Regions from separate parts of the Homo sapiens genome. Here region 2 is linked to region 1. Evidence: read pairs that join two places in POLR2A ChIA-PET (ENCODE). Cell type or tissue: A673. All regions are shown on one strand. Links, peaks and the distances in the headings refer to the core of each region. The heading gives the core; the rest is flanking DNA.

The links. ChIA-PET counts read pairs that join two places held together with the same protein. Peaks named below come from ENCODE experiments on the same cell type or tissue, not always from the same donor. Only the 100,000 strongest peaks of a DNase experiment are listed, where the experiment ranks them.
Region 2: POLR2A ChIA-PET joins it to region 1 with 5 read pairs; 2 of 35 experiments call an interaction of 5 or more read pairs at or near these places.

What each region holds. Positions count from the first base shown.
Region 1 is chr3:189,493,017-189,497,381 of GRCh38, forward strand. No RefSeq gene overlaps it. Among named protein-coding and RNA genes, the nearest start is that of TP63, 140 kb to the right of the region's middle. In A673, for the core only: no CTCF peak of the experiment used is centred there; no DNase peak of the experiment used is centred there; H3K27ac peaks cover 2,438 bases.
Region 2 is chr3:189,805,387-189,807,886 of GRCh38, forward strand. All of the region lies in intron 3 of TP63 (tumor protein p63), which reads left to right. Among named protein-coding and RNA genes, the nearest start is that of MIR944, 23 kb to the right of the region's middle. In A673, for the core only: no CTCF peak of the experiment used is centred there; a DNase peak (open chromatin) is centred at 1,375; H3K27ac peaks cover 666 bases.

The sequences.
Region 1 (4,365 bases), core at 936-3,435:
GAACTTATTCATGTAACCAAGCACCCACTGTTCCCCAATAACCTATGGACATTTTAAAAAGAATTAAGTTAAAAAATAAAGACAAACAAAAACAACCAACAATCAAAAAACAAAATCAACGATTAGGTTTCTAGGATATCATAGCATCATGACTTAAAGCCTTATTGAATAATTCTTTTCAAACCTATCTTGCTAAACACCTGAGCTATACAAGCTCTCGCCATGGAGGTGATTGTGAGCCCATAGAGCTGGATAAGACCCAGTACTTTGAAGAGAACTAATGGGAAAATACAAAATGCATGTAGAGAATTCTCCTAAAAATGATTTATTTTGATACTTCATATGTAACAATAATGTGAATAATTATAATTGAAGGCAGTATGATATAAGGGCCATTAAAAGATATGGGCAAGTTGTTATTCCAGCTGAGGCAATAAGGAAGCATCTGGGAAATTTTGATTACATTTTGATATATGACAAGTGAAGAATGGTTTCGTTACAAAGGGAAAAACGGTAGGACTCAAGTCTTTGCAAGTGGCAAGTTGAATTTGATGTTGTTTGACCTGAATGTCAAACATAGGCACACATTCAGGGGATACAAATAGTGAGCCTGGTTGCTCACGTCAAAAATTTCAAACTATTTCATAGGCAGTGAAAAATTTTTGAAGAGTTCTGATTCCGGGAGCACTGTGATTAGAAAGTGACTTAAGAACCTATCAGCAATATAAATGATTGAACTGGAGACAGGCAAGAAAAGAGACAAGGAAGGCAGCTGGAATTCTCTTTGACCAGCCTAGAGGCGAGGTGGGCATGTACAATCCTTGGGGCCTACGTCTTTATAATTAGTAGTATCTATTTCTTGTTTACTTCTTATACAATTCATTGTATCTTATTGCAGAAAGTTGGAAAAATACTGAAGAAAAAAATTAATCCACAATTCTTTATTTAGGAACACAGTGGTTTATTTTTTTTCTATTTACATTCTTGCTTTTTTCTGTATAATTTTGTGTGTGAATTCATATTTTTGCAGAGTTGAGATCATAATGCACATTTAGTAGTGGGGTTTTTTTGTTTTGTTTTGTTTTGTGTTGTGTTGTGTTGTTTTTGAGATGGAGTCTCTCGCTGTGTCACCCAGGCTGGAGTGCAGTGGCGCCGTCTCGGCTCACTGCAAGCTCCGCCTCCTGGGTTCACGCCATTCTCCTGCCTCAGCCTCCCGAGTAGCTGGGACTGGAGGCGCCCGCCACCACGCCCGGCTAATGTTTTGTATTTTTAGTAGAGACAGGGTTTCACCGTGTTAGCTAGGATGGTCTTGATCTCTTGACCTCGTGATCCACCCATCTCGACCTCCCAGAGTGCTGGGATTCCAGGCGTGAGCCACCGCGCCTGGCCAGTAGTGGGTTTTAGACCATGTCATATCACATGCATTTTCCATGCATGCTAATAAATCGCTTTAATCTTTCAGAAAAATGATAGAAAATTGAATATAAACCTTTATTTTTTCTTAAAATTTAAAAAATATTATTTTTTCTTATAATAGTAAATTATGTTTTCTAAAATTGAAAATATTAAGGCACAAGGAAGGAAACAAAATTAGGCTATAAGGCCATAATTTGGAGATAAACACTGATGAGTATCCTTCAAGCATATTTTATACATAAAAATACATTTAGAAATTAGAATAACATGGTATAACATGGTTTAAAACCTTTTCGTTTCTGCTTAACAACTAATTGGGAAGTGTTTCTTTTTTTTGCTTGTGATAAAAATCATTTAAAAGTATATTAAGTGTTGCATAATATTACATCATATAGATATGTCATCAGTCATTCATGCCTGACTATAATTATTTATTCATGCTTCAAAGCCAAGACTACACTCAAAGACAGCTTATTAATGCTTTCATTACAAATCAAGAAAGAAAGTAACCAAGCCTGGAAATGAGTTAGAAAGACACCAATAAAATGAACTTGAGAAGAGTAGGAAGAAGGATTCAATAAAGATAAAACCAAATAGCAATGAATTGAGAAATGGAAAAATGATAAATAAATGTATTTGATGAATAAATGGAGTTGATAACACTGTTATTTGAAACTGCAATAAATTTTGATCTTCAGCCTTGGACTATGTGGATTCTTCTTCCAGCTCCACTAACAGCAGTCCTGAGAGAACATACCAGTTGGGCCTAATTTTTGGCCTCACTTTCTTCACTCCAACTCAGTGACTTTTTTTTTTTATAAAGAATCCATAAATATGCAATTCATTTAATGGAGTTTAAATAAGTATAAGGAGCTTTTGTAAAATTAGGAGGTTATTATTTTGACTCAAAATATTTTAGCCTAGATTAAAATACTTCTTGGATAAGTCAGATCTCACATATATGAGAGATATATCTCAAAATCCCAAGGACAGGTTTCAAAGTCATAAGCTCTTGTAGAGATTTTGAATTTGGGGAGAGGTCTAAAGCCTCCTTCTTAGATTGTTCTTACAAAGCTTAAAGAAAACAGATGAATATTCTTGCTCTACAGAGGAGGCAGCTGAAAGACTGGCTTAGTCAAGATATCATAATGCAAGTTTAATGCCAAATCCCTGCTTTCATATTGCTTCTCCACTAGTCACTCACTCACTCCATAGACTTAATTGTGTTCATCTCTGTACCTTGGATTTTCTACTGTAACCCTGAGGATGCCGTGCTTCCCAAACACTCTGAGAGATGAGAAAAGAAATGACCATTTTGAAGAACAGCAACCATTTTTTATGATTTCACTATCAAAAAGTTTATCTGACTTCAAATTCTGTTTTTCAGTTCTTTGAAAGCCTAGCCAGCTGAATTTATAAGACTAGCTTTGGATAGGACACCAGAAACCAGCAGAATATAGCACACATTTGAAGACATGAAGGTTGCCCATTGGTGTGATATAATTTCTTATCTCTTAATAATTGAAGCTTCATTATATTTCGCCACAACCTAACTTCAATCTTCCTTACTGATATTATTATTTGAGGTCAGAAACTTTTCTCTGAGGAAAAGCAGTTATGTCCAAGTCTTTCTTATATTTAGTTGCAAAAAAAAAAAAAAGGTAATTTGTTCTTCGTTCACTCATTCATTAATTTATTCAGTAAATGTAACCACTTGCTTGATCAGGCACTCCATTAGATGCTTTGCAGGATACAAAAACAAAAAAGACATAGTTTCTGCCCTTCGGGCTTTAACAATTTTATAAGCAAAGAACTTAATACAAAACAACAACAACAAAAAGAGATAGAGCTATTCAGAGATGGGATTTGTCTGAATTGGGCCTGGGATGCTTTAGAAAAGTGACAACTCAATTGTACCCTGAAGAATGTGGGATTGTGGGATGGGGAAGGACTCCAATCTGTGGTGAAGCCGACCTTGTCAGCCTTGTTCTACTATCCTAGGGGATGGAGTGTTTTACATTCATGTCAAAACTTACAACACCATACAGCCTGTGTTGCAAAAATATTATTTTGGCTCCCAAGTGAGAGATATGAGGCAGAGACATTATAGAAGCACTTCTGTCTCCACAAAGCAGAAGTGGAAAGGGCTGAGAGAGGACTGATGCTGTGGAGGGGGCGCTGAGAGAGGAGTGATGTTGTGGAGGGGAACTGATAGTCTCTGTGTTTAACAATCACTACCAAAAGGAAGCTTTCCTTTCATTCATATCATTTTAGAGATGCGAAGCACAGTTTACTGGCATTAATTTGTCTTTATTCATCTTCTCTAAAATAGCTAGCAGGTTCTGTACAAATGATATCTTCTTGGCATGTTAGATGGCAGTGATGCTTTCCACAAAAGCCTTAAATTGGGCCGTGCACTTGTATCTCTGTAATAGCCATCCTTGTTGTTATAAACTAAAAATGTGGCACTCATTCCGGAACATGCTCAACCCTCTGCTTAGCTGTGAGCTCATGCAGGAAAACATCACCACCTATCCACACAGAAGGATTGGAAGTTTATGTTGCTCCAAAACTAGAAGCAAATGAATGTTTGAGCAATTTAGACAAAATGGTTATTTTTAACTTTGGTATCATTTGAAATTTTTTGAGTCATTTACAGGAAAATTGTTGCAGTTTATTTTAGGAGTAATCAGCTTTATCACGACTAGGATAACATTTCTGAGTGCAAATTAGTTATTTTTGACATTTGAGCTATGCTCTTTTGTGAGTTTTCTTTTTGTGCCAACCCTAGTACTGTGTAGTAGTTTGTGATTGAATTGTCTATATATCTGTGATAACCAAATTTTAAAATTAGGTTAATAAAGATAAACTAGAAATGTTTTATTTATGTAATTTGTTTATTCCAACAATAAATGATTATCCGCTCTATTCCAGGCACTGTACTAAATA
Region 2 (2,500 bases), core at 1-2,500, 310 kb after region 1:
TCATCAAAGACAGATAATTATTAATGTCATATGAGCATAACAGGAGATTTATAAATCAGAAATGTATTTTCTGGGAACCAACTTTCAAGTTAGTCAGGTAAGTTTTATTAACTTCACTGGTGAAGTCCTAGGATAAAGCAGTGCCTAGATCAGGCTTGTTTACCCTTGGCCTTATATGGCACCAAACACTGTTTCAGGACAGTGGAAGAACAGCCTGGGAGGCCTTCGGCCTTGGCCAGCCTTGCCGAGGCCCGCTCACCAGGAGAAATAGGAAGGAAGGCCAGTGAGTGTGCAAAGGAGCATGGCTTATTTTGAGGTCCTGAAGGCCAGTGAGTGTGCAAAGGAGCATGGCTTATTTTGAGGTCCTGCTGATTGCAGGCCAACAAAACAATGGCAGGATTTGAAGGAAGAAAGTATTGCAACAGAGTCACCGTATACTTTGAACTGCAAAGGGAGACTGAGGAAATGTTGCCTCAAGGCCAAAAACCCTGGCTCAAAACACAGGTTCCTCAGGTGACTCAGAGGCAGACCAAGTTCACCAAGTCAAGGACATTTTCCTGCTACCCCCCTGGGGAGAGGGGCCTTCACCAAACCACCCTGGACATGGATCTCCTGCTGTTCAGAACCCACCCAATAAACAACAGAAGCAAACACTTTTTTTTTTTTTTTTTTTTTTTTTTTGCCCCTTACACGGAATTGTCCCTTTTTGTAAGTCCTTGTTGAATTGAAGAGTGTTTGCTCACTGGCTTTTAAAGTGTGGTCCCAAAACTTTTTTCTTCGTTTATATTGGGTTAAAAAAAAAATCAAGGGGCCCATGCGTCTTTGTTCTCATCCAAGCCCACAATTAGTTAGCTGGGGTTCCTTCTGTGTAGCTAGAAGCAGGAGGGAAGGGGGTGGCCCAGCAGGCATTTTACTGCCTGCGAGAAAGTGCTGTGAGTTTCTTTGTCCTTTTTGTCAGGGACGGCTGCCTCCCTAATTGTACTGCTGTAGGGAGGCACGTGCCTTTGGGAGCATTATCTGATTCCTACAGGACGTTCAAGAGTGCTTTGTATACTGACCCTTAACTTGAACACAAAGAATATCTTTTCAATCCCCTTCCGAGGCTGTTGCCTCAGGCTTGGATACCTAAGAGCTTTAGTTCAGCCGGGGTATGGACCATTTATATGGGCTCAGGTTTTATTTTTTTGTCCCCTAGTTGTCTTACCTGCAGTTTGGCCACACCTGCCGGGAGAGAAAGCTGAAGATGGTGGGTAAGTGGTGGATAGCAGCTATAGAAGTCAGAAGGGAGAGAAAGCGAGACAAACAGCTGCTCTTGTCAGCATGGGGATAAGTGTAAAGAGATTAATAGTTATTTGAAGAGCAAATGGGGACATGGCATTCGGCAGTGGAATGCGAATGCATGAATGTAATGGAATGAGCATGTGACTATTAACATTTAGACAAATGCTTCCTGGACTGAATGGAATGGCAAAGCCCACTTCTCCTCCCCCTGTGGAAAAAAAAAAGTTCAATAAAATAATTAAAAGTTTGAAATTTTTAAAAAGATAAGCCTAGCTCCTATTTCTTTGTAAGTTTGTTCTTCTCTATAGTTTTACTTAATCTGGGACTCTCAGTTACATTTCAACTGAAGAGCTAGGCCTATTTCCTTTATAAAATATGTACGAATAGGACTGCCTTAATCTTGCTTTTGATTTTTTTTTCTCATTCATTAGGTTGATGAAACAAGATTTCTATGTGTCGGAAGGTTTTACAAAGGAAAAGCAACTGTACCATAAGCTGGTTGCCCCTTTGTTCATTTTGGCTCAGGTTTAGAAATGATGATAGGCTGATTTGCCTACTCAGGCTGACAGTTTTGATGGCATGGACAGAGCCCTGAAGTCAGAACCAGAAGATTCAGCACCGAAAGCCCCAGTCATTGTGTTAGCGGATGCTAGGGCAAATGCTCTACCTCTCCGATAGTAATATAGTCAAGTTTTTTGTAGAGTAAATGAGGCAAAATTAATTTATTCTTTCATAAATATGTTCTTGAGTACTTTTACTCTGTGCTTGGGCCCATTCACATAGAAGACATAAAAACGTTTGGCAGAAGGAAATACATGAGCTAATGTATTTTTGAATTATATTGACCATAGAATTTTCTTCATAAGTAGTTGGTATTTCTCTTACAAATGTTCTACTCTAGAAAAGAATAAATTTCTATTAAGAAAATGAAAGAACAAATAAAAAAGAATTAGACCAGTTTGGATGATTTACTAGCATGTTACTTTTTAAAATACATAGTTGGGTGTCCCTAACCCCGCTACCCATGATCCTCCAGTCTTTGTGAAACCAGTCCTTAGGGGGCTGGGTGGTACACTCTTGGTACTCTGGGACAGAATGCAGAATTGCAAGATTAAGAGAAAATTCGAAGGTCATTTGATTTTGCCCCCTATGCAACAATTTAACACTTAAATCCCCTCTGGAACATACCTATCAAGTGGTCTTTCTCATTTTGTGTAAC